Regions from separate parts of the Homo sapiens genome. Here regions 1 and 2 are each linked to region 3. A link is an interaction called in ENCODE POLR2A ChIA-PET data of the cell type or tissue named here. Cell type or tissue: MCF 10A. All regions are shown on one strand. Each heading gives the region's core, and the rest is flanking DNA. Links, peaks and the distances in the headings are about the cores only.

Region 1 (11,030 bases), core at 1,577-9,576, 60 kb after region 3:
TCTCAGCTCACTGCAACCTCCCCTTCTAGGTTCAAGCAATTCTCCTGCCTCAGCTTCCTAAGTATAGTAATAGCTGGGACTATAGGCGCCCACCACCACGCCCGGCTAATCTTTTGTATTTTTAGTAGAGATGGGGTTTCACCATGTTGGCCAGGCTGGTCTCGAATTGCTGACCTCAAGTGATCTGCCCACCTGGGCCTCCCAAAGTGCTGGGACTATAGGCGGGAGCCACCGCGCCCAGCCTGGACTCTTTTTAATGAAGCCTTCAAAAAAACTCCTTTTCTCAGCGCTTCTTACTCTCTGAAACAGACTCTCCACTCTGCTAACCCTGCCTCTCACACTGTGGAACTCAACCGGATCTTTTTATTCTGAATCCACAACGTGAAGTACTTGTCCTCTGTCTATCGATGGCTACCTGTGTTTTGAAGTGTTTTTATGGGAATGAAGCACTGGAGGGGAGGAAATCAGGCCAGTTCTAGAAGTAGAAGGAAGGCGAAGAAACCAGGAAAAATATTTATGTGATGGGAGGAAAGGCAGTTTATAAATCACTCATGGATCTCTATGCCAGAGGGATGTGTGAGACACACGCATGCACACACACACTGACTTGCAGGTACATGCAGAGGCAGAAACAAGTCAGGACATGACACATACATGAATACACATACCATTCTCATCAGAAACCAGTCAGAGCAGAGGGGCCCTGCCTGGAGCAAGGAGACTGGAATTTATTCCCCTCCTCCTCTCAAAGGGTAATTTTGCTGCCTCCATGTCTAGGTTCCCCACAGATCTGGCTGCCTCAGACAGGGGCCCTGGTCTGGTGGCTGGACTCAGCCTGGAGGTCTTCACAGATGGAGGCCTATAAGAGGTGGCAGCTGACACCTGGAGGGAGCTGGATGAAAGCAGGCAGTGCAGAGTAGAGAAAGCCAGGTGGTGGGGGAGGGAGTGAGGGAGAAGAGGGGACCAGATTCAAGCAGCCTTGCGCTGGTTCTAAAATGGCCACAGCAAGGCAACGGACAGATGGTCCCTTTCTGATGCTGAGCCGGGGAAGTGGGGAAAGGGAAAAGGAAAAAATAAACACCATCACAGTCAGAAATTTAAAAATAAACTGAAAAACCTAAAAAATAAACCGTTTGCTTCTGAGGTTCCGTCTGCCTCCAGAACCTTCTAAGGGAAAATACAGAACTGCAGGCCTGGAAGGGCAGCCCCAGCCTCGGGTGTGAAGATAGTTGGAGGTCATTCTAGCCATCTCCTATCCCCAGCTGGAGTATCTTGCAAAGTCTTTCAGGCAGCGGAGGTGGTATCTCAGCCTTTACCTCCCCAGCACTTCTTCTCAAGTCTCACTGTAGGTAAGCGAGGCCATGGCTTTTCAAATGTCAGAGCCGTTTGATTCTGTCTCTCTCCCAAGAATCAGTTTCCGTCCGAGATCAGCAGAATCAAGTTCATCCTCTCACAGTTGCTGCCTCTCCTACCACCACCCAACTGCCCAGACTTTACAGTTCACAGGGTGCTTTCACAGTCATGACTGCATCTGCACTTAAACCTGCAGGGAAGCTTGGCAGGAATGACTAGCTCAGAGCACAGATGAGAAAGCCAGGGCTCTAACAAGTGAAATGTTTGTCAAGGTGAAGCAAGCGCTCAAACTTGCATAGCCTTCCGATGGCACACAGCAACAACCACACTCCCCCACCAACCACACTCTTCCCACCAACCACACTCCCCCCACCAACCACACTCCCCCTCAACCACACTCCACCAACCACACTCCCCCAACCACACTCTTCCCACCAACCACACTCCCCCCAACCACACTCTTCCCACCAACCACACTCCCCCACCAACCACACTCTTCCCACCAACCACACTCCCCCACCAACCACTCTACCTACCAACCACATTCCCCCCACCAACCACACTCTTCCCACCAACCACACTCCCTCACCAACCACACTCCCCCCACCAACCACACTCCCCCCACCAACCACACTCCCCCTCAACCACACTCCCCCACCAACCACACTCCCCCACCAACCACACTCCCCCCACCACACTCCCCCAACCACACTTCCCCCACCAACCACACTCCCCCCATCAACCACACTCCCCCCACCAACCACACTCCCCCTCAACCACACTCTCCCCACCAACCACACTCCCCCCACCAACCACACTCCCCCATCAATCACACTCCTCCACCAACCACACTCCCCACCAACCACACTCCCCCTCAACCACACTCCCCCCAACAACCACACTCCCCCACCAACCACACTCCCCCACAAATCACACTCCCCCACCAACCACACTCCCCCACCAACCACACTCCCCCACCAACCACACTCCCCCACAAACCACACTCCCCCACCAAACACACTCCACCCATCAACCACACTCCCCCACAAATCACACCCCCCCCACCCAGTAGATTCTGTCTCCCTCTGTGGGCCAAACAGGTTCTTCCTCAGGCTCACATATGACTGCTGTACAGCTGAATATCCCAGCTATGGTTTACCTGGAGCCTTGCCAATTCTCATGCTGGTGCCTTTTGGTTCTTGCTGGTGTGGGGATGAGGCAGAGGGGCAGGAACACTGCACTAACTAGTGGCTTTCTCTCTGTTCCTTCTCACTCCTGGGTCTCCACATGCTGTTCATCACTCTCCTCCTCTTTACCTGGATGCCTCGTGCCTGTGCCTCCCGACCTCCACTGAGACAATGTCACCTCCAGGAAGTGCCCCTCACAATCCTCTCCTCCCACAATACCCTGTACTGACTCTTTCGTGACACCAATTACATTTTTGTGATTGATTCTCTTATCTGTCTCCTCTGCTAGACTAAGTTCTTGGAGGTCAGGGCTGCCCTCAATACCTGTCTGTGGAATGAATGAATACAGAAATAAAAGAAAAACCTCCCTCCTTCCTTAATGCAGCAGTTATCTAGAAAAACCTCCCTCCTTCCTTAATGCAGCAGTTTCTCACACTAGTTTTGGATTATCTCCATCCTTCCAAAATAATCCTTGAATATTCACTTAAGTGGAATGCATTAGAGCAGCTACTAAAAGTGAATCTCCTTTTTGTCATATGAATCAGCACCTCATAATTTATATGCTTGGTAAATGTTTTACCAGAGAGTGGACTTTCTTAGTTTTTTTTTTTTTTTTTTTTTTTTTTTTGAGACAGAGTCTCACTCTGTTGCCCAGGCTGGAGTGCAGTGGGGTGATCTCAGCTCACCGCATCCTCTGCCTCCCCGATTCAAGTGATTCTCCTGTCCCAGCCTCCCAAGTAGTTGGGATTACAGGCACAAGCCACCACACCCGGCTAATTTTTGTATTTTTAGTAGAGACAGGGTTTACCTTGTTGGTCAGGCTGGTCTTGAACTCCTGACCTCAGGTGATCCACCCACCTTGGCCTCCTAAAGTGCTGGGATTACAGGCGTGAGCCACCACGCACGGCCCGAGAGTGGACTTTCTTAAGGCAGGGAATTCCTACGTGGTTGGCAAAAACCACACGGGAACACTAATAATGGCCCAAAGAGGTCGGGAGACAATGGGGCCAGGAGAGATGAAGGGAAGGCTTCTCGGAGGAGAAAAGAGCTCAGCGCAGTGGAAAGGAGAAGGAAACGGGCAGAGGCTGGGCTGGGTGAGAAGGGCCAAAGAAGTCCCCATCGCAGGGGGGCAGACAGCGAGCAGGAAGGCTCTAAGATGGAAGAGGGTAACTCAGGGGTAGGCTTTCTTAGCTGAGGACAACAGCAAGACAGGAGTGTGGTGAAATGGAATGATGGTGCTTAGTGTTTACTGCACTAAGAATCAGAAGGCCTGGGCACTGGTTCTGACTCTTCTGTATAATTTAGGCAAATCCGCAAATCACTTAACCTCTTGGAGGTTCTTTTCCTTATCTACCCAGGCCCATTTCACAAGAATTCACCGATGTGGAAACATTTTAAAATCCATAAAATGCTACAAATTTGCATAGAGTCATTATGAAGAAACTGGCTCCCACAAAGCAAGGCAAAACTGTGGCAAAAAGTGATTTACCAAAACTGTTGGCGTTACTGGGATTTAGGGTGAAGTGTGGCAGTTCAGGAGAGAAGAAACAAGATAAAAAGTAGAATTGAGAGGAAGGCAGGTGAGACAGAAGGGAGGAAAACCAGATCTGTGGCCTCGGAGGCAGGCTGACAGGGGCAGGGAGGAGGGCCAGTCCCTGGGAAGCAGACACCAGAGAGAGCAAGGAAGGGCACAGCATGGCAGTGGGAGGGGGCAGAAAGGAGATGCCAGGCCCGTTCAGGCTGGCAGATACCAAGCTAACGGAGGAGGACAACACTAGTAATGAGGGGTTGGATAATAATAAGGCTTCTTGCTGCTGGTTTTCAATTGCAGCACAAACAGATCATTATATCTTATTGCCAGCCTCCTTCTGTGGGAGTCAGGTGTCCACAAACCCAAGGAAGAGACTAGAGAAGCTTCATGACCAAGAAAACTTGTGACCTGTACCCATATGATTTCGAATTCCAGAAGACCAATGACAGGCCATGAGAGAAAACTTAGGAAGGAAAGCTCTGAAGGACAAGGGGACAGGAAAAGAGATCCTGGAAGGAGAGGGAGAGGGTGTGAAGCTGAGTCAGCTGTAGGAAGAACAGGTAGAGGGCGGGGGGGGCCAGCAGGAAGGGGAGGAAGGACTGTCTGAATCACACTCTGAGAAAGAACAGGGTTACTCTCCAAAGGGTGGAGACCAGATATTCTCTGGCCCCACCAAGGACCAACCCAGGATAAATTACAGCTGAAGAGACGCAGGTGAGACAGAAGGGGAACTTCCTGACCAGCAGGATGGAGCAAACATGTTCACTCAACTTTTCACCAGGCCTGTCTCTCCTGTTTATCCTAAGAAACCTTCCCAGACACCTTTCATGCCAAATCTATGGCCTGGTGAGCCAGCTCATGCATTCATTCAACAAACACTGAGTGTCAGCTATGTAGAGGCATTGCTAGATACTACAACGTGGCGTTGAACAAAACAGAAATGGTCCCTTCTTCCTTCATGGAGCTTACAGTCTAATCAAGGAAGCAGACATTAAAGACATAATTACACAACACCTGTGAAAGACTCTGATGAAAAAATACAGAGTGCTATCAGAACGATTCAAGGAGGCTGCAGTGAGCCACGCTTGCGCCACTGCACTACAGCCTGGATGACAGAGGGAGACAGTGTCTCAAAAAAAAGAAGAAAAGAAAGATTAAAGGGAGGTCAAGATGGGAAGGGAGCCAGGAAAGGCTCGCTAAGGAAGTGATGTTTAAGCTGAGACCAGCCGGGCGCGGTGGCTCACACCTGTAATCCCAGCGCTTTGGGAGGCCGAGGCGGGCGGACCACCTGAGGCCGGGAGTTCGAGACTAGCCTGACCAACATGGAGAAACCCCACCTCTACTAAACATACAAAAAATTAGCCGGGCATGGTGGCGGGTGCCTGTAATCCCAGCTACTCGGGAGGCTGAGGCAGGAGAATCGCTTAAACCAGGAGATGGAGGTTGCGATGAGCCAAGATCGCACCATTGCACTCCAGCCTGGGCAACAAGAGCAAAACTCCATCTCAAACAAACAAACAAAACACGCTGAGACCACAGGGACAGGCAAGAGTTAGCCAAGGGAGGAGCAGGGGTGGGGAGCACACAAAGGCTCAAGGCAGGAATCTCAAATCTCCAGGCAAGGCAGAGTAAGGAGCCCAGCATCCTGAGCCGCCCAGCCTTCAATCTGTGCCTTTCAATAAAGCTCTTTATACATTTCTGTGCCAATGTCTTGTCTCTCACATCCCAACAAAGCTGTGTGTCCCCAAGGGTGAGGCATAGGTTTTCCCCTCAGGCTGAATGCTTTCTCTGGGTGGGTCCAGAGCTTTTACAGAAAACAGCACGCAGGGCCAGAGTGACTGCCCAGTGATTGCCGGAATTCCTGAGTCAGGACAAACAGGAGTTTCGTGTTCAGATAGAAGATTTTGAAGTTACTCTTCCTTGCAGTGACGCTGGAAGACTTTCAGGAGATGGTAGGAGGCTCTAGGACTGGGAAAGGGAAGCCAAGCCCACAGAATTCCAGGTCTACACCTGGGGCTCACTGACTCACTCTCAGCCATTTACCTTAAAATCAATAGACTGGGTGGTTTTCTCTTTCTTAAACAAAATACTAAGTCAGGGGGAGAGGAATGTTAAAGAACCCCAGGAGACACGCTTTCTGGGAACTTTGTGCAATAAGAGATGTTGGGCAGCTACCACCTGTCTAATGAGCATTTACCAGACTAAGCACTTTACATCCCTTTTATTTAATCCTCTCAACATCCCTATTAGGTGAGTCTTGTTACCTTCATTTTACAAAGGACAAAACTGAGGCACAGGGGCCAGGTTCGCGGTGGCTTAGGCCTGTAATCCCAGCACTTTGGGAGGCTGAGGCAGACGGATCACCTGAGGTCAGGAGCTCAAGACAAGCCTAGCCAACATGGCAAAACCCCATCTCTACTAAAAAATACAAAAACGAGGCCAGGCGCGGTGGCTCACGCCTGTAATCCCAGCACTTTGGGAGGCCGAGGCAGGCGGATCACGAGGTCAGGAGATGGAGACCATCCTGGCTAACACGGTGAAACCCCGTCTCTACTAAAAATACAAAAAATTAGCCAGGTGTGGTGGCAGGTGCCTGTAGTCCCAGCTACTTGGGAGGCTGAGGCAGGAGAATGGCATGAACCTGGCAGGCGGAGTTTGCAGTGAGCCGAGATCACGCCACTGCACTCCAGCCTGGGCGATAGAGTGAGACTCCGTCTCAAAAAATACCCCCAAACACTGAGGCATAGGGGTATGAGTTACTTGCCAAAGAACACGTAGTAAGTGACAGAACTGGGGTTTGAATCAAGTCTGTCTCCAAGGTCTGTGCAGTTGCAGGGAGCGATGGGGAAGGTCCCCCATTCCAGGTTCCTCTCTGTCCCTAAGGAACAATTCCCTGTCTTCACAAGTCAATCCCCATTTGGTTCTGACTGCTCTTCCTCCTCAGCACTAGCAGACTCAGGAAACCGTCTCTGGAGTGTACATATTCTGAAGGTCATATTTCAAATCAAATAGTCCTTCAGAGTCCCTCCCGTCCTCCCTCCCTCCTTCTTCCTCTCTCTCCCCCATCTCTCCTCTTTTAAACAGAGATGAGGTCTCTATGTTGCCCAGGCTGGTCTCAAGCTACTGAGCTCAAGCACTCCACCCACCTCTGCCTCCCAAAGTGCTGGGAGTACAAGCATGAGCCACTGTACTGGGCCCAGACCTTTTTCTGAAACTTCCCTTTATTTTTTGTGTCCTTCCCATGGATGCTGGGCTCCATACCCACACTCCAACACTGCGCCCAACCTGAGATCTCTCTACACAGTAGGAACTGATGTTTCCGAGACCAGCTCTGAGACACCACCCGCCCTGGCCACTGGCACCCCCCGTTTCTGTCAGCTCCTCCCAGCTTAACACACAGTCACCACCTCATACATGCACTTTTCCTTATATATAGAACACTGTAAATTACACATTTAATATATTCATATGTTTAAGTCAGTGTGAGAACAAATAAAGCATATTTTGACCTCTATGACAGGGGGCTGGCTCTGTCTCATAGTAGGCACTCAAAAATTTTTAGGAAGAAATAAGGACTCCTGGGCCTGAAGGGATCTTAGGGAATCCTATCATCCTACAGTCCTCGGGAAACACTCCCTGCAACTGCATAGGCTTTGGAGACAGACTTGGATTCAAACCAGCATCAGCTCACCTAGTCAGGTGTGGTGGTGGGAGCCTGTAATCTCAGCTACGCTAGAGGCTGAGGCAGGAGAATTGATTGAACCGAGGAGGCAGAGGATGCAGTGAGCTGAGACTGCGCCACTGCATTCCAGCCTGAGCGAGACTCCATCTGAATGAATGAATGAATGAATGAATGAATGAATGAACTGGAACCAAAACTAGAACCAGGTCACCCGGCTCCTCATGCCATGTTCACTCCATGGATCACATTGCCTCAAAGGCAAAGTCAAACAGCCCGTTGTGTTAGCAGGCCTCCCACTGACAGCTCTTTAGAGATAGGCAATTTGGGCCACCTGAGGAGGTTATGAGGCCAGGACAGGAGATCCGGGCAGTAGCAGGTATGTTCATTGTTAACTTGTGAAACACAACTAAGCTGCAAAGACTACACTTTGGACTCCACACTGACCAATCTCACACGAGATCTCTGTTTCTGGTGGGGACTGGGCAATGCGGCAGAGTCATGAGGCATGAGTATGGGAAGTCAGCTCTCACTAGCTCTGAGGCCTTGGCCGACTGCTGGCACCTTCTGAAATGTAAGATGGGGCCGAGCCTGTGGCTCACACTTGTCATCCTAGCACTTTGGGGGGCAGAGGTGGGAGGATCACTTGAGGCCAGGAGTTCAAGGCTACAGCAAGTTATGATCATGCCGCTGCACTCCAGCCTGGTCAACAGAGCACGACCCTGTCTCAAAAAAAGTCATAATAAGATGGCCCATAGAGGCTCTGCTTTAAACACAAACACTTCAATCACTTATTACTTGTATTGGCGATGGTGATGGGAACAACATCCAGGCAGACTGTAGGATAACACCTAAGGATGTTAGTGTCTCTAGGAGTCATCAATTGGAACATTCCTTCATTCAAACTTTGAACATTAGGGTGGGGTAGACTGAGACTCAGTCCAAGGAAAACAACTGACTGCCATTCAGACCTGGCTCAGCCTAAGAAAAAAGTACGCTTTAGACTGCAGTAAGAGGAATTGTGGTGAGAAGGGCCATTCGGTATTGGGCAGTTCCTGGAAGGTGTCATCAAATACATGCAGCTTCCTCTAAGGTTGTACAAGGAGACAGAGAAAAAAGACCTCATGAGTCCTTGAGTCTTCCCTTGATCCTTCCAATCTGACACTATTGTGAGGAAACGCAGAGGTCTTTTGCACTGCAGGCTTCTGCCTGGTAATGTAAGGGCACAGCCCACAACAGTGTACCCTAAGATACCACCCCAGCCTACCAGCTAGAGGCCTGTATTTTGACCTCTAAGACAGGGGGCTCTCCTGCCCTCCTCTCTTCCTGGGCCACCTGGAGAATAAGTGTGTCACTCCCTCCCTTTTTCCTCCTTCCCCATGAAGGTCAATGAGAAACTGTAAATAGCAAGGATGAGGGAAAGTGAGGAGGCCAGGGAGGCCATTGCATTCATCTGTGTTCTAAAATATCCAACTCAGCCACATGCGGTGGCTCACGCCTGCAATCTCAGCACTTTGGGAGGCCAAGGCAGGTGGATCACTTGAGGTCAGGAGTTTGAGACCAGCCTGGCCACCACAGTAAAACCTCCATCTCTACTAAAAATACAAAAATTAGCTGGGCGTGGTGACGCATGCCTGTAGTCCCAGCTATTATGCTTGGGAGGCTGAGGCAGGAGAATCGCTTGAACCCAGGGGTGGAGGCTGCAGTTGAGCCAAGATTGTGCCACCGCACTCCAGCCTGGGTGACAGAGCAAGACTCTCTGTCAAAAAAAAAAAAAAATCCAACTCAATTCCAGGTCATGCTTTGGGTCTGTCCAGGAGTATGAACACTAGAGGAATACAGAGCCTGACCTGGCTCTCAACTGTCGAGGCCTGGAGGTCCAGGAGGGTTGACCGCCCTTTAACACATGTACCCCTCACATACTAATACAGAAATGCTGTTACATTCTATGATCTTCATCCCCTAAACGACCTTATTTCCAACTTCCTCTAGCACCTACCCATCAGACCCCCAGGATGAGATGAAGTAAGAGGCTGAAAACAAGCAAGATGACGAACATGAGCATAGCAGAACCAGAACGCAAGTCATGGCTGGGGGGTGGCAAAAGGAACTGAATACGGAACAGAAACCCTTAACTTCTCTTGCTGCTGCCCAATCCTCTTGTGATTCCAGACAGCCATTTCATTTAAAATCCCTTTCAGAAGCCTGTCATCTTGCATTAGAGCTGGGAGGGGGGTTGTGTTCTGGGTTGGCTGATGATACATGGACTTCTGAGACATGCACCTAGGCGGACTCAACAAATATTAAACATCTGCTCGGTCAGACCCTCTGCTCAACTCTGCACACACAAAAGACAATGAGATGCAGAATGGTGGGTGCCAGGGGCTGGAAGGTGGAGGGTTCAGAGAGTCAGTGTTTAATGGGTACAGAGCTTCATTTGGGGAGGATGAAGAAGTTCTGGAGATGGATAGTGGTTACAGTTGCACAACAATGTGAATGCACTTAATGCCACAGAAGTGTACGCTGAAAAATGGTTATAATGGTAAGTCTTACATATACTTAATCACATTAAAAAACAACAACAACACATTTTTAAAGGGTGGGGGGAAATGAGACAGCCTTCCTCTCCTCCCTCTGAAGAGGCTTTCTTTTGAATTATTCGACTATCTTTCCTGCAGACCAAATATTCTGAAGTCTTCTGCATGTCCTCTTCATCATCACAGTGATCTACCCAGCGGCCCTACATTTAGAAATCTCTATTAGTTCTGGGTACGAGCCCCGTGGAGCTCTGTATTCCCAACATGTGCTCCCCAGTGCCAACCCACCACCTGTTCAGCTCAGGCTGAGGTCACTCACTCTCCCCACCTCAAAAAGACCCAGGTATACGAATAAAAGGTGTCCTCTATTAAGACACAGATCTAGAGGCCAAGTGCTCCTGGAGGGCAGTAACTATCTCTCATACAGACTGTCTCCAGCCCATGAAACAGGCCATATTCCAAAAGTCTCCAAAAACTTTACCAAGAAACGTTATGGATAATGTTTTAGTCCTCAGTAAGCCCACAAAGCCTGTTTACCATAAGTCACAGAAATATCACACATTTACAATTAAAACAGGCAGGCCGGGCACGGTGGCTCACATTTGTAATCCCAGCACTTTGGGAGGCCGAGGTGGGTGGATCACCTGAGGTCAGGAGTTCGAGACCAGCCTGACCAACATGGTGAAACCCTGTCTCTACTAAAAATACAAAAATTAGCCAGGTGTGGTGGTGCGCACCTGTAA
Region 2 (8,000 bases), core at 1-8,000, 88 kb before region 3:
CCCTGCTCTACTCACTGAGGCTCGTTGCCTCTGATAGGGGCGAAGACCCTCCCACCCCAGAGGGTTGTCCAGCTTGCAGTCAACCTCTATCTCCCATCACCAATGGCCTCAGAGCCAGGTCTCTGTTCCATAATCCTCCGACCCTAGTCCTTCCTTCCTCAGAGGGCAGCTAAAGATGCTCCTGCCCTGGCTGCCCCACCAGGTCCTAGGCGTACCTGGGGCACGATGCCCTGCTGCCCTGGCTCCTGTCGCCCCATCATGGTATAGGATTTCCCAGCCCCGGTCTGCCCATAGGCAAAGATGCACACGTTGTAGCCTTCAAAGGCGTGGAGCAGCATCTCTTCTCCAATGTCCCGATACACTTGCTGCTGAGATGCAAACTGGGGGTCCTCCGTCTAGGAGAAAGTGGGGGCAGAGAAAAACAGAGTAACCCTGGATGTCTTTATCCTTTGTGTCTCTGTCCCAAGAGTCTTGCTTCCATCACTGACGATTCCCCAAATGTCCTGTGTGCCCTCCCACCCTCATCATTGTCCTTACCACCCCAAGGATCCTATCCAGCCCCTGCTAGTCCTAATTACCCCAAGGGATTCCGCCTTCCTGTCGAGGCCTCAATCACAGCCTAAGGGTCCTACCACCCCCACCCAGGATCATCCTCCCAATTCACCCTGACTAATCCCCTGGGGGTCCTATTTCTTAACATGTCCCCTCCCCAGGACCTAAATCCTCTGTCTCTCACTGCCTTGCTCTTCCCCCAGCCCAACAACCCACCGAAGTGTGTGACCAGTAGGAGTAGTCAAAGGTGAAGCTTTTGGGGGCATCCTTGCTCTGTTTAGGATTGATGATGGCTGAGGGGCAGGAGAGGGTAAAGGAAGGAAAGTCAAGGTCAGGTATTCCCAGTCCCTGCCCATACCCCAACCAGCCCCTGGAATCCAAGCATCCCACTCCTCACCACTGTCCTGACTCTTCTCTCCCCTTTAACATTCCCCACCCCCTCCAGCCACCAAAGCTAATTTTGGCTTCCTAGGACCCGCCCCCACTGAGCTGCCTCCCTGGATTGGGCAATGGAGGGCTCCAGGCCAACATTCCCCCTCCCAGGGACTGGGAACACGGGAAAGGCCAGCCTGCCCCAGCCCCCGCCCTTACGACTAGCACCTGCTCTGTGCCCAGCATTACCCTCCTCTTAGTTTGGCCCAGCGGGACTGGCCTGTGTGGTGGGCCCGGCCTTCCCTGCCTGTGCCCAGCCAGGCCCCGGGGACTCACTCACAGGTGGTGTTGCCCTGCATGCTGACCACACACTTGGCATCCTGGCTGGTCTCACGGGCGTTAAAGGGCCGAACCCTCACTGCCACTTTCACCGAGGCACCAGCCATAGCTCCAGACACTCCTGCCCTCCTCAGCTGGAGGACAGAGAAAGGAGTGGTGGGGTCAGAACCACTGCAGGGACCCAGACATTGCCTCCCAGCTTCTTCCCGGAACCAGTCTCTTCACATCTCCCCCAGAGCCACCCAGCCTCTCAAGGACCCAGCTCTTATTCCCTTGGCTTTCCTCCCAAATGTCACTGTCTTGAGAGACTCCCAAAGGTATTTCTGCCTCTCTCCCCAGCCATATTCCAGCTTGCAGGAACCTGGGCGGTCTCCCCCAGTTACCTGGCGTCCTGGCCCCAGACCAGGGGGGCTGTATCAGTTCTGGCTGCCACCGGCCCTCGTAGGGGGAGCCCCATCCTACTCCTGGGGCCTGGCCACACCAGCTGGGGCTCTGGGAGATACCCTGATTGCGGGGGAAGAGTTGTTAGAAGGCACCTGTGGTTCCAGAGACCCGTCTGGGGTTCCCAGGTTGGAGGGCCAAGGTTACGGGGGGAATAGCAGGAAAAGTACGGACAGCTGCCCCTCTAGAGTGGCTGAATGCAATGTGAATCCAAGGGCAGGGACGGTGATATTTTTATTCCTTGTCACTCGCAAATGTACTGAACGTTCAGATAGAGGACAGAGAGAGAAAGAGGCTGGACAGAGGGCAATTCAGAGAGAGGGGCACATGGGCAGAGACGTGAGGGGGGTGGGAAGAGAGAGAGGAGGGGCAGAGAGTCACAGACACCAAGAAAATTAGAGAAATAAGACAAAAGGCAAGCCTGAGGTCATGCTATGAAGGAAAGAATGGGAGAGGAAAGGAGGAAGAGACACAGCACAGCAAACACACGGTGTTAAAGAGACAGGGTGGGGAACTCCGGCGCCAAAGCACAAACTGGGAGCCCAGAAGAGAGACCAGAGAGGAAACTGCAAATGCAAAACCTGTCCTCAAATTCCCCCACAGTGTCGGCAAGGGAGAATCTAGTTTCCACCTGAGGCCCACAACCTCCATGCACCAGGCCAGTAGTGCAGATGGGCAAAGTCCAAGGACTGTAGGTAGGGCCCAGGACTGGGATCCACAGGGCCAGCTGTGTGGGCTCTAAGCCCCTTGCCCAGCCCCCAGCACTTCCTCCTCAGGATCCGGGACAATGAGCAGGGGAGGGTGGGGTCATCCTGTAGCCATCAGACCAACCCTCAGGGCTCCACCCTTGGGGCGCCCAGAAATACCTGTGTTTGAGGGTAGAGGGTCCCTGGGGCCTCCCTAAAAGGGAGAAAGAAAAGGAAGCCGGCTGGCTGGTGCCAGCCCCAACCTGGGGCTAGTGCTATGGCGTCCACTGCCCTGGGGAAGGTGCCAGGCTGGAGCCCAGGAATGTGGGTGATCGGGTGCCCACACCCTGGGAGGAGAGGCTGAGCAGCCCACGCCCACGGACAACAGGGAGGAGGACCACGAAGGATAAGGGATGCGGAGCCCCCTCCTGTGGCCCCAGTGGACCCCAAACTCCTGTCACGCTGGGCCTCCCCTCACCAGTCTTCCTGGGCAGAGCATGGGAGGGTGAGGGGCTGGTCTGTCCCAGGACAGGAAGGGAGTAGCTGGAATCACAGAAGCTGGCTCAGGAAGAACAGCCCTGACCCCCTAGACCCTGACCAGGGGAGGGAAGGACACTGGTGGGGACAAGCGATGGTGACGCCGTTGCTGCAGCTAATGGGACAGGGATGGGGTGGCACGGCTGGGGGCCAGCGGGGTAAGGGAATAGAGGTAGGGACAGGGGTCGGCCGGTGCAGCTGTGAAGGAGCCGTGGGGTACAAGGAGGATACTGGGCGGCTGGGGTGGGGCCGACCGGCCCGAAAGGGGGTCTTGGGCCACCTGCACCTTGCCCACCCGGCGGTTCTCACACAGGTCCCCGCCCGGCCTCTCAGGGCGGCCATGCGGACCCGTCCTCCTGTCCAGCCAGCCGGCGGCCGCCCGGGCCTGGCACCTCTCTGCGCCTCCGCGGAACAAACAGCACATGATCCCGACTCTTGAGCCTAGATCGCGCCGCCGGACCCCGGCTCCCCGCCCCCCAACCCGGCACATTCCTCCGCGGGCGTCCCTTCCCTCCCCCTTCCCCAGCCCTCACCTCGGCGCGGCGGGGCTCCCGGAGCAGCTCGGCGGAGAGGGACAAGCTTTCCGGGAAGCGTGAGGCGGAAGCGGGAAGGATCTGGGGCCGGTTCGGAGCTGCCCCCGCCCCTCGCCGGGTGCCCGGGCGGCGGGCGGCGGACTCGCGCCCCGGGGGCGGCAGCAGTAGCGGCGCCAGCGGCCGGCGCCCGCCCGGGCAGCGCGAGCTGGGGCGGGAGCGAGGGGCGGGGGACGCGCGAGCGCGCGCGGAGGGGCGGGTACGCGCGGTCCCGGGAAGGAGCCGGGAGCGACCCGGGCTACTCTTGTTAAAGGGGCAACGCTCCTGGCCTGTGGGGCCCAGCGAGCGGGAACGTGGGGACCGAGCTGCGGACGCAGAAGGGCGAGCAGACGCCGCAACCCAGGAGGGTTGCAGACGCCTGAAGAACAGGGAAACGTCGGGGGCTGACCCGCGGGGGCACCCAGGCCCCGGCCCAGTTCCCGTCGCCGCCGTTGGAGGCGCGTCCAGGGGGCGGAGCCTCCTGCCGAGGCCCGCCCAGAAGGTGGCTCCGCTCAGGCCCCGCCCTCAGACGAGCACCGCCCGCCGGCTCCTCCCGCGGCTCGAATCGCCGTCTCTCTCCTCCCCGCCCCGCCGAGTTCTAGAATTCGCCGCGCAGCTGCTTCAGGTGCTGGGGCCAAATGCGGCCGGCCGTGGCGCGGCTACTCGGGCGCTCTGTCCCCGCCTGGCCCTCAAGTTCGGCCGCCCTGGACGCCGCCTGAGGCCCAAACAACCCCTTCAGGCCCGGGTGCCGCCTAAGGCCGGAGCTGCCCTCTCAGACCCGGGGCGTCCCTCAGGCCCCAGCCTGCCCTTCAGCCTGGGCCCACCACCTCAGGGCCCCTCTCGAGGGAAGCAGCCCCCAGTCGTGCCCTCGGGCGGGGCTGCCCGGAAGGTCCGGCCACGCCCGGTCCACCTGTCGAGGGTCCCCGTCGCCCTTTCAGGCGCAGGCCGCGCCCTCCGGCCCGGCGCTTCCCTCCAGCGGGGCTCCAGGCAGCCCCTCAGCCCCAGCCGGACCCTCGGGTCCTCATCCACCCTCGCAGGCGCAGGCCGTGGCTACCCCGAAGTCAACTGTGGAGGATCCTTCCTGGCTTCCTTCAGCTCCATCCTGCCCTTGGATCTAGGTCACCCGCTTGGACCCAACTATCTGAGGCCCGAATGCCCCGCAGCTCCCGCTGCTCCCTCGCGTTCTGCTGACCCCCCTCCGAGTCAGGACATCCCCTTTAGACCCCACTTTAGGCCCTTTCAGCCCAACTCCAACTAGCCCCATCTGCCGCTTCCGCACGGTATACTTCTCTCCGCTTTTGACCTCACCTGCTTTCCCAGCCCATCCCTAGTTCCCTTGGATAAATACTAGTTCACCTCTACAGTTCCAGCTGGCTGCTTCTGTCCTTCGGGAGCCTATGTGCACTCTCTCCTAACTTATCTAGTATTCTTTTTTTTTTTTTTTTTTTTTTTTTGAGACGGAGTCTTGCTCTGTTGCCCAGGCTGACCTCGGCTCACGGCAACCTCCGCCTCCTGGGTTCAAGCGATTCTCCTGCCTCAGCCTCCCGAATAGCTGGGATTACAGATGCCTGCCACCACACCCGGCTAATTTTTGTATTTTTAGTAGAGACTGGGTTTCGCTGTGTTGGCCAGGCTGGTCTCGAACTCCTGACCTCAAGTGATCCGCCCACCTCAGCCTCCCAAAGTGCTGGGATTACAGTCTTGAGCCACCGCGCCTGGCTTTTTTTTTTTTCTTCTTAGAAACAGGGTCTCACTCTGACGCCTAGGCTGGAGTGCAGTGCAGTGGTGCGATCTTACCTCACTGCAGCCTTGACCTCCCGGGCTCAGATGACACTCCCACCTCAGCCTTCCGGGTACAAGCGCACACCACCACACCTGGCTAAACTTTTTCGTATTTTGGTAAAGAGGGGGTTTCGCCATGTTGCCCAGGCTGGTCTCAAACTCCTGGGCTCGAGCAATCCACCCACTTCCGCCTCCCAAATTGCTGGGATTACAGGCGTGAGCCAGTGTGCCCAGCCTTAACTGCCCTTTCTCCCCACCCCAACTGGCCTTCAGGTCATCTTTGGCTGTCCCTATATGCAACTGACCTCCCTATCCACAGGCATTCCCAACTGCCCCCTCCTTCCCTGTCACCAGTTGACCATTATGTCCACACTTAACTTTTTTTAATTTCTTTTTTTATTTTGTTAGAGACAGAGTTTCACTCTTGTTGCACAGACTGGAGTGCAATGGCGCGATCTCAACTCACCGCAACCTCTGCCTCCCTGGTTCAAGCAATTCTCCTGCCTCAGCCTCCTGAGTAGCTGGGATTACAGGCATGTGCCACCATGCCCGGCTAATTTTTGTATTTTTTAGTAGAGACAGGGTTTCTCCATGTTGGTCAGACTGGTCTCGAACTCCCGACCTCAGGTGATCCACCCGCCTCAGCCTCCCAAAGTGCTGGGATTACAGGCGTGAGCCACCACACCCAGCCAACTTTTTTTTTTTAAATAGAGATGACGTCTCTCTGTATTGCCCAGGCTGGTCTCCAACTCCTGAGCTCAGGCAATTCTCTTGCCCCAGCCCCGCAAAGTGCTGGGATTACAGGTGTGAGCCACTGCACCCGGCCCACACAATTAACTTTCACTAACCACTCATAGTTGATTCATTGAGAACCCTCAATTCTGTCACTTCTCTTACCCCCAAATGCCTCCACCCCACCCAGTCTCCACTGTCATCATTTTTCAATTTCATTGTCCCATATTGCCAGTTGTCGCTTAACTGCCATCTGTAAATTTCACTTATTCTGCACATTTAGCTTCAGAAGATTTGCTTTCTCCTTTATCTTTTTACCACATCCACTTTTCCTGTGCTCACTATCTTCAACCTAAATGTTCAATTAACAGTCCAGCACTACAAATACCTTTTTTTTTTTTTTGAGACAGAGTCTTGCTCTGTTGCCAGTCTGGAGTGCAGTGGTGCAATTTCAGCTCACTGCAACTTCCTACTCCCTGGTTCAAGTGATTCTTCTGCCTCAGCCTCCGGAGTAGCTGGGATTACAGGCATGCGCCACCATGCCCAGCTAATTTTGTATTTTTAGTAGAGACGGGGTTTCTCCATGTTGGTCAGACTGGTCTCGAACTCCCAACCTCAGGTGATCTGCCTGCCTCGGCCTCCCAAAGGGCTGGGATTACAGGCATAAGCCACTGCGCCCAGCCGCTACAAATACCTTTTAAGCTCTCTCTTTTTTCAGCATCCATACATTCTTTTTCCATTCTCTAGATCTGCTACTGGCCTCATCCCTACAGACATTATATGAATGAATGCCTTTTTTTTTTTTTTTTTTTTTTTTGAGACAGAGTCTTGCTCTGTCCCCCAGGCTGGAGTGCAGTGGCGCGATCTCGGCTCACTGCAACCTCCGCCTCCCAGGTTCAAGCGATTCTTCTGCCTCAGCTTTCTGGGTAGCTGGGACTATAGGCGCGCGCCACCACACCCGACTAATGTTTGTATTTTTAGCAGAGATGGGGTTTCACTATATTGGCCAGGCTGGTCTTGAACTCCTGACCTCATGATCCGCCCGCCTTGGCCTCCAAAAGTACTGGGATTACAGGCGTGAGCCACCACATCCAGCCCGAATGAATGACTTCTTTTCCATTATCCTCCCAGCACCAAAAAGGAGACTAACTACCCAGCCCCGTCCAGTCATGCAGGTGCAGGATGATGGAGTCAACCTCATCCCCTTTGCCAAGTGAGTCCTCCCACTGGGTGGGGAGCATGGGGATGGGATGGAGGGGATATTGCATGCCTGGGTCCTTCCCTAAGAGGATTAGGAAATAAAGAACGGGAAATGCAATGCCTGGTCTCAGGGGATTGATGATTCATTAATTTATTCAACAAATAGTTTGAACACTACAATGTTCCAGGGACTGTATTAGGCACTGGGGATTCAGCAACTAGCAGGATAGGGGTCCTGCTCTTGTAGAGCTTACATTCTAGAGAGGGGAACACAGAATGTGCAAACAAATACAATTTCAGCTAATGATGGGTACTATTTAAAACATAAAACAGTGGGCCAGGTGTGGTGGCTCACTCCTGTAATCCCAGCACTTTGGGAGGCCGAGGCAGGCGGATCACCTGAGATCAGGAGTTCGAGACCAGCCTGGCCAACATGACAAAACCCCATCTCTACTAGAAATACAAAAATTAGCCAGGCATGGTGGTGCTCGCCTGTAATCCCAGCTACTTGGGAGGCTGAGGCATGAGAATTGCTTGAACCCAGGAGGCAGGGGTTGCAGTGAGCCAAGATTGTGCCACTGCACTCCAGCCTGGGCGACAGAACAAGACTCCATCTCAAAAAAAAAAAAAAAAAAAAAAGGCCAGGCACGGTGGCTCACACCTGTAATCCCAGCACTTTGGGAGGCCGAGGTGGGTGGATCACGAGGTCAGGAGATCAAGACCATCCTGGCTAACAAAGTGAAACTCGTGTCTACTAAAAATACAAAAAAATTAGCCGGGTGTGGTGGCG
Region 3 (11,030 bases), core at 2,645-10,644:
TCCTTAACCTGTCTTTATTTTTCATAAATTTGACATTTTTGAAAATTATAGTCCAGTAATTATGTAGAGTTTCCCTCAATTTGTCAGATGTTTCCACAAGGTTGTATTTGGGTTATGTTTTTCTGGCAGGAATATTACACCAGCGATCTTTCTTGGTGGGTCCTATCAGGAAACACATTATATCAATTTCACCCTTAATGGGGATGTTAACTTTGATCCTTTGGTTAAGGTGGCATCCGCCATGTTTCTCCACTGTGGAGATTCTGTTTTTTTACTTTGTAACTAAGGAGCACTTTCGTGGAGAGATACTTTGATACTATGTAAATATCTTGTTCCTTCTCAATCTCTGGCCTATATCCTGCAGCATCCACTGATAATTTTTTTTTTTTTTGAGACAGAGTTTCACTCTTGTTGCCTAGGCTGGAGTGCAATGGCGTGATCGTTGATCGTGGCTCACCACAACCTCTGCCTCCCTGGTCCCGGTTCAAGCAGTTCTCCTGCCTCAGCCTACTGAGTAGCTGGAATTACAGGCACGCGCCACCACATCCAGCTAATTTTTGTATTTTTAGTAGAGACGGGGTTTCACCATGTTGGCCAGGCTGGTCTCGAACTCCTGACCTCGTGATCCGCCTGCCTCGGCCTCCCAAAGTGCTGGGATTACAGATGTGAGCCGCCGTGCCTGGCTATCCACTGATAATTCTTGCTGGAATTAATTCCTGTCATGATGACAGAAAAACTTTCCTTTAAAAAAAAAGTGATTTAGCTGACTCTGAGCACATTGTCTATGGGTTAGCTCTGTTCTCCGAGAAGCAACAACAACAAAAATAGGCTGGGTGCAGTGGCTCACTCCTGTAATCCCAGCACTTTGGGAAGCGGAGGCGGGTGGATCACTTGAGGACAGGAGTTCAAGACGAGTCTGGGTAACACAGCAAAACCCTGTCTCTACTGAAAAATATTTTTAAAAATTAGCCTGGTGTGGTGGTGCATGTCTGTAATCCCAGCTATGCTCAGGAGGCTGAGGCACAAGAACCCCTTGAACCTGGGAGGCAGGGGTTGCAGTGAGCAGAGATCTCGCCACTTGCACTCCAGCCTGGGTGATGGAGCGAGACTCTGTCTAAATAAATAAAAATACAAAAATTAGGCCTGGCACGGTGGCTTACATCTGTAATCTAGCACTTTGGGAGGCCGAGGTGGGTGGATCACCTGAGGTCAGGAGTTCGAGACCAGCCTGGCCAACATAGTGAAACCCCATCTCTACTAAAAATGCAAAAATTAGCCGGTCATAGTGGCACATGCCTGTAGTCTCACCTACTCCGGAGGCTGAAGCAGGAGAATTGCTTGAACCCAGGAGGCAGAGATTGCAGTGAGCTGAGATCGTGCAACTGCACTCCAGCCTGGGTGACAGAGCAAGACCCCATCTCAAAAATAAATAAATAAATAAATGCAAAAAATAAAAAGTGATTTAAAAGCCAGGGGCGATGGCTCATGGCTGTAATTCCAGTACTTTGGGAGGCTGAGGTAGGAGGATTGCTTGAGTCCAGGAGTTTAAGACCAGCCTGGGCAACACAGTGAGACCCCGGCTCTACAAAGAAATTTAAAAATTAGCTGGGTGTGATAGTGTGGACCTGTAGTCTCAGCTACTCCGGAGGCTGAGGTGGGAGGATCACTTCAGCCTGGGAGGTCAAGGCTGTGGTGAGCTGTAATGGTGGCACTGCAGCCTTGGCAACTCTGTGAGACCCTGTCTCAAAAATAAATAAATAAATGTATACATAAATAAGTGATTTAAGTTTATTCCTTTTTCTTTGTAACCAAAAGAGTCCACCTAAAACAAAACAAAAGTTGGAATCAAAAGTGGGTTTCCGTGGAAGTGATCCTGAGTCCGATAAGGATCCTGAGTCCGATAAGGAGCCTGGATAGTTGAAGTAGAATGTTTCTATCCAAGGTTTGCATGAGAGAGTCACTAATTAATCTGTCACCTGGGGGATCTTGGACTTTAAACATGGGCACTGTTAGCAGGCATTTGGTCAATTGGTGGCTTTAGCTCTGGGTCAATTCCAGGAGAGAAAGTGTATTTTGAGCTTTCTAGACTGGATTAGTTACTGTATTATAAATTCCTAGGGCACCTTGCCAAAGCTGTTCTGCTACTTTGTTTTAATGTCTGTCTGTCCCTCTGGATGGCAGACTTTGGAACAGCAGGCACTCAGAAGCATGGCCCATGTTCTAAGAGGCAGGAGCTGCTCCATGCATTGGGAGAAGATTGAAAACATTAAATAAGGAACCTCCTTGGGCTTTTCTCTCTGTCTCATGTCTCACTTTTATAAGCGTCCTCTGATGTCTTTCTTTTTTTTTTTTTTTGAGACAGTCTTGTTTTGTCGCCCAGGCTAAAGTTCAGTGGCATGATCTTGGCTCACAGCAACCTCCACCTCCTGGCTTCAAGCGATTCTCCTGCCTCAGCCTCCTGAGTAACTGGGATTACAGACACCTGCCACCATGCCCAGCTAATTTTTGTATTTTTAGTAGAGATGGGGTTTCACCATGTTGGCTAGGCTGGTCTTGAACTCCTGACCTCAAGTGATATGCCTGCCTCAGCCTCCCAAAGTGTTGGGATTACAGGCCACTGCGCCCAGCCTAAAACAACGTTTGAACATTAGAATTAAGAATTTTTTTTTTGTAGAGATTGGGGGGTGTCTCACTATGTTCCAGGCTGGTCCAGAACTCCTGAGCTCAACCTATCCTTCAGCCTTGACCTCCCAAAATGCTGGGATTACAGATGACAGCCACCTAACTCAGATACCACTTTCTTTTTAAATATAGACTTCCCGGGCCAGGTGCGGTGGCTCATGCTTGTAATCCCAGGAGGCCGAGGCGGGTGGATCAGCTGAGGTCAGGAATTTGAGATCAGCCTGACCAACATGAAGAAACCCTGTCTCTACTAAAAATACAAAATTAGCTGGGCATGGTAGCATATGCCTGTAATCCCAGCTACTCGGGAGGCTGAGGCAGGAGAATCACTTGAACCCAGGAGGCAGTGAGCCGAGACTGCACCATTGCACTCCAGCCTGGGCAACAAGAGTGAAACTCTGTCTCAAAAATAATAATAATAATAATAAATAAAAATAAAAATAGACTTCCAGCTGGGCGCAGTGGCTCACGCCTGTAATCCCAGCACTTTGGGAGGCCGAGACCGGTGGATCACGAGGTAAGAAGATCAAGACCATCCTGGCCAACATGGTGAAACCCCATCTCTACTAAAATACAAAAAATTAGCAGGGTATGGTGGCGCGCACCTGTAGTCCCAGCTATTTGGGAGGCTGAGACAGGGGAATTGCTTGAACCTGGGAAGTGGAGGTTTCAGTGAGCTGTGATCACGTCACTGCATTCCAGCCTGGGCAACAGAGACTCTGTCTCAAAAAAAAAAAAAATTAAAAATTAAATAAATAAAAATGGACTTCTATTTACTTTTAGTATTAATAGTATAAATAAGTATTGGTAGTAGGAGCATTAAAAGTCAAGCCAGCCATGGTGAAGTGAGGCTGCAGTTGATGCTACTCAGGAGGCCAAGGCAGGAGGATCATTTGACCTCAGGAGTTTGGGACCAGCGTGGACAACATAGCATAGCGAGACCCTGTCTTGATGAAAAAGTTAAAAAATTAGCCAAGTATGGTGGTGTGCGCCTGTGATCCCAGCTATTCAGGAGGCTGAGGCAGGAGGATCATTGAGCTCAGCAGGTCGAGGCTGCAATGAGCCAAGACTGCACCACTGTGCTCCAATCTGGGTGACAGGTGTACTTGCTGTTTTTTTTTTTTTTTTTTTTTTTTTGAGACGGAGTCTTGCTCTGTCACCAGGCTGGAGTGCACCGGCACGATCTTGGCTCACTGCAACCTCTGTCTCCTGGGTTCAAGATATTCTCCTGCCTCAGCCTCCTAAGTAGCTGGGATTACAGGCACGTGCCATCACACCCAGCTAATTTTTGTATTTTTAGTAGAGATGGGGTTTCACCATGTTGCCCAGGCTGGTCTCGAACTCCTGACCCCAGGTGATCCGCCCACCTTGGCCTCCCAAAGTGCTGGGATTACAGGTGTGAGCTACCGTGCCCAGCTGTAATTACTTCTTGCCTCCTTTCTGTTTGGGATTCCCACCTCATCAAACTGTTTAGGTACTGGGAGTTCTTAGTAGTTTTTCTCTGATATTGAATCCTTTCCTCCTGAACTTTGAACATCAGCTGGACCCTCTTCTGGCTTCTGCAGCGGCATCATCTCTGCCACCACCTTCTCTCTTTCTGAAGGCAAGCCCACAATGTGGTGGAAACTGCCCGTGAACGCAGCATCCATTCTTTGCTGATATGGGGATTCTCCTTCTCGATTCATTCTCGTCTTCTGCCTCTGCGCTGAAGTGAGAAGCAGATTCGAGATCTTTTCTTTTCTGTTTTTATTTTTTATTTGTTTTATTTTTTTTATTGCAGCAGAGGCTCACTCTGTTGCCCAGGATGGAGTGCAGTGGCGCAATCTGGGATCGCTGCAACCTCCACCTCCCAGGTTTAAGCAATTCTCCTGCCTCAGCCTCCTGAGTAGCTGGGATTACAGGCACGCACCACCACACCCGGCTAATTTTGTATTTTTAGTAGAGATGGGGTTTCTCCATGTTGGCCAGGCTGGTCTTGAATTCCTGACCTCAGGTGACCCGCCCGTCTCGACCTCCCAAAGTGCTGGGATTACAGGCGTGAGCCACCGCGCCTGGCTGAGATCTTTTCTAACAAGATGAACGGTATGGACTCTCCTTCCTGTACTGGTAAGTTGCAAGGACTTTTGTTTTCTCTTCTTTACCCAAGTTTGTGGAGAGATTGCCTCCTGGGGAGGGTGAGTGCTTAGCCCTGGCCCTGGGGCCGCCCTGGTGGCCTCCCTCTCCTCTTTCTCTCCATCTCCCCCTCCCCCACCCTCCACATTTTTATCCCTCTTTGAAATCACTTTGGAGTTTTTACCATTTTTGTTCATCTCTTTCCTAGGCACCAGCCCCCTTCTGCTCTGGTGTGCTGTTCTCCTCCAAGTCCAGATCTTCCTCTCTCCCGGGGTTTCTCACCGTTTCCCCACGGTGCCCAGGTTTTGTCAGCTCTTCATGGCTTTCTGTGAGGGCTTCATAAATACAGCAGAGATGTCACTGGTTACAGACATTTTCTCCCAGTTTGTTGTTTGCTTGCCTTTCGTTTCATAGTTTTTGCCCTACAGAAGTTGATGTATTTTTTCTTTTTCTTTATGGTCTCTGATTTGGGCTCTAGGGAAAGGAAGGAAGGCCTTCTTTCCTCTGAGATACTAATTAGTTCATTAATTCTTGTTTGGTCTATGACTTTCTTGGCTTCAGTTTTTTTTTCTTTTTCTTTTTTTTCTGGTCTCAAACTCCCTACCTCAGGTGATCCGCCCGCCTCAGCCTCCTAAAGTGCTGGGATTACAGGCGTAAACCACCGCACCTGGCCTCAAGTGGAACGCTTTACTTTTCTTTTTCTTTTTGTTTTTATTTCTGTAGAGATAGGGTTTCGCCATGTTGCCCAAGCTAGTCTTGAACTCCTGGCCTCAAGCAATCCTCCCACCTTGACCTCACAAAGTGCTGGGATTACAGGTTGGAACCACCACCCCTGACCTGAAAATTCTTTGGTTTTTTTTTTTTTGTTTTTTTTTGTTTTTTGAGACAGAGTCTCACTCTGTCACCCAGGCTGGAGGGTGCAATGGTAGGATCACCACTCACTGCAACTTCTGCCTCCCAGGTTCAATTGATTCTCCCCCATTTCCACTTCAGCCTCCTGAGTAACTGGGACTACAGGTGCATGCCACCAACCGGACTAATTTTTTTTTTTTTTTTTTCCTGAGACAGAGTCTCGCTCTGTCGCCCAGGCTGGAGTGCAGTGGCGTGATCTCGGCTCACTGCAAGCTCCGCCTCCCGGGTTCACGCCATTCTCCTGCCTCAGCCTCCCGAGTAGCTGGGACTACAGGTGCCCGCCACCACGTCCGGCTAATTTGTTGTATTTTTAGTAGAGACGGGGTTTCACTGTGTTAGCCAGGATGGTCTCCATCTCCTGACCTCGTGATCCGCCCACCTCGGCCTCCCAAAGTGCTGGAATTACAGGCGTGAGCCACCCTGCCCTCCCTGAAAATCCTCATATATTAAGCCAAGAAAAGGGAGATATATTGGAAAGAGGCTGAGTTTCCTCATTCCATCAAAGGACTTGTGGGCAGCCAGCCTGTAGCAGCTCTGCTGGGCCTCAGGTATTCCTGGGGCGGGGCGGGAACGCTGAGGCGCATTCTTGTCTCTGCTCGTCTGCGTCTCAGCTGCATTCTCTCTTACACACGTAAAAAACGAGGAATGAACATGGCAGCCCATGCATCCAGGTTTCATAGCTTGTGGCAGCAGAGACAGACTGCTTTCCTGTGTTTTGTTTGAGAACATTCCCAGGGAAGGGACTTTCTTTGGCCTGGCTTGGGTCAGGTGTCCTCCTGAGACCAGTCCACTCTGGCCAGGGGTGGGCTGTCTCCGTTCCAGGCAGATCCTCTGGGCCCACAGGATTGGAGACGGACAGTTCTCAGAAGAAGGGAAGGTGCTGGAAGATAAAGCACCCGTGACTTCATGTATTTCCCTCATACGGGCTCGTGCCTGTAATTCCAGCACTTTGGGAGGCCGAGGCGGGTGGGTCGCCTGAGGTTAGGAGTTCGAGACCAGCCTGGCCAACATGGTGAAACCCCGTCTGTACTAAATATACAAAAATTAGCTGGGTGTGGTGGTGCGGCCTGTAGTCCCAGCTACTCGGGAGGCTGAGGCAGGGTAATCGCTTGAACGCGGGAGGTTGCAGTGAGCTGAGATTGCGCCACTGCATTCCAGCCTGGCCAGAGAGGGAGACTCCGTCTCGAAAAAAAGAAAATAGAAATCCGGGTCTACTACACCTCCCTGCTCTGGTTCAGCTGAACCTACTTCTGTCCACAAATCAAGAGCAGGTCTTTGTGTGGAGTGGAGAGGGGGCCCTCCTCTGGCCAGCCTGGGGATATTTGTGCTGTGAGGGCACTGAAGGCAGAGAGGCCGCGGCCTGGCAGCCTGGCCGCTGGAGTCAGCTGCAGCTGTTCTGCGCTGCTAGCCAGAAGCCGGCAGGCGACGGGAGTGGCTTCCTGTTGAGCTAGTTCTTTTGGGTCTTACTTGGAAGTCAAAGCATCCCGGGGTGTGTGTGTCTGTGTGTGTGTCTGTGTGTGTGTGTGGGTCCATGCCTGTGTCTGTGTGTATGTGTGTATCTGGGTCTGTGTGTGTGTGTGTGTGTCTGGGTGTGTGTGTGTGTGTCTGGGTGTGTGTGTGTGTCTGTGTTTGCGTGTCTATGTGTCTGTGTCTGCGTGTGTCTGTGTGTATCTGCGTGTGTCTGTGAATGTGTGTGTGTGTGTGTGTCCGTGGCTGTGTGTGTGGCTGTGTGTGTGTCTGTGTTTCTGTGTGTGTTTGTGTGTCTGTGTCTGTGTGTGTGTGTGTCTTTGTGTCTGTGTCTCTGTGTGTCTGTGTGTGTGTCTGTGTATCTGTGTATGTGTGTGTCTCTGTGTGTGTGTGTGTGTGTGTCTGTGTGTCTGTGTGTCTGTGTGTGTAGGGGAATTGTCAGGCAGCCCATTCAGGTTCTGGGGAATTTTCATTATGAAAATACGAACCATCAGCCCTGGCTAGCAGGCCTGTGCCTGACTCCACTAACTCGGCAGGAAGTCTCAGCCCCCGAGGCAGTCCTCACTGTGAGCAAACCAAACCTAGACAAAGACGGTGGCTGAGCGTTGCTCCCAGCGCTGGCAGGAACGGTGGCTGAGCTTTGCTCCCAGCACTGGCAGGAACGCACTGCTGTGATGTGGGAAGTGGCAAGAGCCCCTTCCGGAAACTCCTCCAGCATGAGGAGCAAGGCAAGCCCCTGGGATGCACTGGTCACTCACAAGTTGCAGCTCCAGCCCCTGGCTCTCAGGTGAATGCGGTCTATGTGTGAGGCCCATGGCCACTGCAGCCTTCCAGGAATGAGGATTTCTACTCACTGTAACCCGCACCTCTCCTATGCAGGTTGTTGGCTCAAATGTAGTTTTGTTAACTATTGCATTTTATTATTATTATTATTTTGAGACAGAGTCTCACTCTGTCACCAGGCTGGAGTGCAATGGCACGATCTAGGCTCACCGCAACCTCTGACTGCCTGGTTCAAGGGGATTCTCCTGCCTCAGCCTCCCGAGTAGCTGGGATTACAGGTGTAATCCCCTGGCTAATTTTTTGTATCTTTAGTAGAGACGGGGTTTCACCATGTTGATCAGGCTGGTCCCAAACTACTGACCTCGTGATCCGCCCGCCTCGGCCTCCCAAAGTGCTGGGATTACTGGTGTGAGCCACCGTGCCCGACTAAGTTTTCTATTTTTAGTAGAGACAGGGTTTCACCATGTGGGTCAGGCTGGTCTTGAACTCCTGATCTCAAGTGATCCACCTGCCTTGGCTGCCCAAAGTGCTGGGATTACAGGCACGAGCCACCTCACCCAGCCCACTATTGCATTTTCTATGTTGTGGGGTGTGTGTGTGATGTATTGTTTATACATGATGTAGTTGTGGTGCTTAAGTTGAGGATTTAGCCCATCATTTGGAGAATGGATGGAAATCAGACCTGAGTGAAACTACTTAGAGCAGGGGACACTGGACTCTGGGCTGAGAGTGTTTTTTTTTTTTTTTTTTTTTTTTGAGACTGAGTCTTGCTCTGTCACCAGGCTGGAGTGCAGTGGCGTGATCTTGGCTCACTGCAAGCTCCGCCTCCCGGGTTCACGCCATTCTCCTGCCTCAGCCTCCCGAGTAGCTGGGACTACAGGCGCCCGCCACCATGCCCGGCTAATTTTTTTTTTTTAATTTTTAGTAGACACGGGGTTTCACCATGCTAGCCAGGATGGTCTTGATCTCCTGACCTCGTGATCCGCCCGCCTCGGCCTCCCGAAGTGCAGGGATTACAGGCGTGAGCCCCCGCGCCCGGCCCGGAGTGTTTTCTTGAAGGACCCTTGCCATAATCACTTTTTTTTTTAATTCCCCCAATCATTTATCCTTTAAGTTACCAACCATGCAATTACACTCTTAAGTTTTTTTTAACATGTACAATGAAATTATTATTGACTACAGTCACTCTGTTGTGCTATCAAATAGTAGGTCTTATTCTATTTTTTTTGTACCCATTAACCATCCCCACCATCCACCTACCTGCCCACTACCCTTCCCAGCCTCTGGTAACCATCCTTCTACTCTCTATGTCCATGAGGTCAATTGTTTTGATTTTTAACTCCCACAAATAAGTGAGAACATGCAATGATTGTCTTTCTGTGCCTGGCTTATTTCACCTAACATAATGATCTCCAGTTCCATTCATGTTGTTGCAAATGACAGGATCTCATCCTTTTTTATGGGTGAATGGTGCTCCATTGTGTATATGTACCACATTTGCTTTATCCATTCATCTGTGTTTTTCTTTTTTCTTTTTTTTTTAAACAGTTTTCTCTCTTGTTTCCCAGGCTAGGATGCAGTGGCATGATCTTGGCTCACCATTCATCTGTTTTTTAAAATTTTATTTATTTATTTACAGATGAGGTCTCACTATATTGCCCAGGCTGGTCTTGAACTCCCAGGCTCAAGCAATTCTCCTACCTCAGCCTCCCAGTGATGACCAATGATGCTGAGCACGTTTTCTTATACCTGTTTGGCATTTGTGTGTCTTATTTTGAGAAGCGTCTATTCAAATCTTCTGCCCTCTTTTTGATCAGATTATTAGATTTTTTTTCTCATAATCACTTTTTGAAGCAAGATTTCAAGTTTGAATCCTGCTGGGGAGGATAGAGTGAATTTATATTAACTGTATTAATTTATGTATATTTCATATATTTGTATATATTTCAGCTCTAGCAGTGAGAATGGCATCCTGGCAGGCCGTTTTGGGAGCTAAACATATAGGAGAAGTGGGCTGGGTTGCTAGAGGGTGAATTACCAGACATGTGGTGTCAGGGCCTGCCACACCCACTATCCATCCTAAACAAGGCAGTCTTAGGCCAACCCCATGATCCTTCTTCAGTGTTGGCACCCCAAGCCCTCAGAGCATCAGGCAGTAGCAACGGGAACAAAAGTGCTGCCTCTGCAGAGAGAAGCCAAGAAGTTGGTCTGGGGCTAAGACCATGGTGAAATGATGCACAGGTGACGAGAAAGCAGAAACTACACAGTAGAAAGGGGACATGCAAAGTAGGGGGAATGGGCAGTGCTGACGAAGTGAGAGGAGCAGAGAGCGGACAGAGCGGCAGAGACAGATCAGGAGACAGGCTCTGGAGCTGCCTTGGCCTCTGACACTGGTCTAGTAAGTTCCAGTCCATGTGCAAGACTACAGGAAACCTAGGAGAAACTTCATTTTTTTGTTTTTTGAGATGGAGTCTCACTCTGTCACCCGGGCTGGAGTGCAGTGGCACGATCTCGGCTCACTGCAACCTCCGTCTCCCAGGTTCAAGTGATTCTCCTGCCTCAGCCTCCCGAGTAGCTGGGATTACAGGTGCCAGCCACCACACCCAGCTAATTTTTGTGTTTTTAGTAGAGATGGGGTTTCACCATGTTGGCCAGACTGGTCTCGAACTCTTGACCTCAGGTGGTCCACCTGCCTTGGCCTCCCAAAGTGCTGGGATTACAGGTGTTGAGCCACCGCATCCAGCCGGAAACTTCATTTTTTTGAGATAGGGTCTCGCTTGTCACCCAGGCTGGAGTGTAGTGTGATCGTAGCTCACTGTGTCCTTGATCTCTTAGGGTCAAGCAATCCTCCCGCCTCAGCCTCCTAAGTAGCTGGGACTACAGGCATGCACCATGATGCCTGGCTAATATTTTTTGTTGTTGTTTATTTATTTTTGTAGAGATGGGGGGTCTCACTGTGTTGCCCAGGCTGGTCTTGAACTCCTGGGCTCAAGTGATGCTCCAGCCTCAGCCTCCCAAATAGTTAGGATTACAGGCATGAGCCACTGTGCCTGGCCAAAACCTTGCTTTTCTGA

The links. ChIA-PET counts read pairs that join two places held together with the same protein. Peaks named below come from ENCODE experiments on the same cell type or tissue, not always from the same donor. Only the 100,000 strongest peaks of a DNase experiment are listed, where the experiment ranks them.
Region 1: POLR2A ChIA-PET joins it to region 3 with 10 read pairs; 4 of 35 experiments call an interaction of 5 or more read pairs at or near these places.
Region 2: POLR2A ChIA-PET joins it to region 3 with 12 read pairs; 14 of 35 experiments call an interaction of 5 or more read pairs at or near these places.

The regions. Positions count from the first base shown.
Region 1 is chr17:4,844,138-4,855,167 of GRCh38, reverse strand. All of the region lies in intron 1 of MINK1 (misshapen like kinase 1), which reads right to left. Among named protein-coding and RNA genes, the nearest start is that of MINK1, 16 kb to the right of the region's middle. RefSeq lists enhancers at 371-1,322, 4,789-5,502, 5,503-6,218. In MCF 10A, for the core only: no CTCF peak of the experiment used is centred there; DNase peaks (open chromatin) are centred at 2,517, 4,657 and 5,917.
Region 2 is chr17:4,993,617-5,001,616 of GRCh38, reverse strand. It overlaps INCA1 (inhibitor of CDK, cyclin A1 interacting protein 1), which reads left to right and starts at 4,095. Exons shown (of 7, transcript NM_001394789.1): 1 at 4,095-4,121; 2 at 7,142-7,223. The coding sequence starts at 7,180. KIF1C (kinesin family member 1C) reads right to left here and starts at 3,667. Exons shown (of 23, transcript NM_006612.6): 1 at 3,461-3,667; 2 at 1,647-1,767; 3 at 1,265-1,397; 4 at 769-845; 5 at 216-395. The coding sequence starts at 1,370. RefSeq lists enhancers at 740-1,350, 1,351-1,962 and silencers at 3,205-3,304, 3,355-4,224, 4,265-4,354. In MCF 10A, for the core only: no CTCF peak of the experiment used is centred there; DNase peaks (open chromatin) are centred at 3,746 and 4,026.
Region 3 is chr17:4,905,249-4,916,278 of GRCh38, reverse strand. It overlaps a transcript of CHRNE not described here and a transcript of C17orf107 not described here. Among named protein-coding and RNA genes, the nearest start is that of CHRNE, 7.7 kb to the right of the region's middle. RefSeq lists enhancers at 5,951-6,777, 6,995-7,164, 6,778-7,603, 7,604-8,430. In MCF 10A, for the core only: a CTCF peak has its summit at 7,002 (motif pointing left); a DNase peak (open chromatin) is centred at 6,998.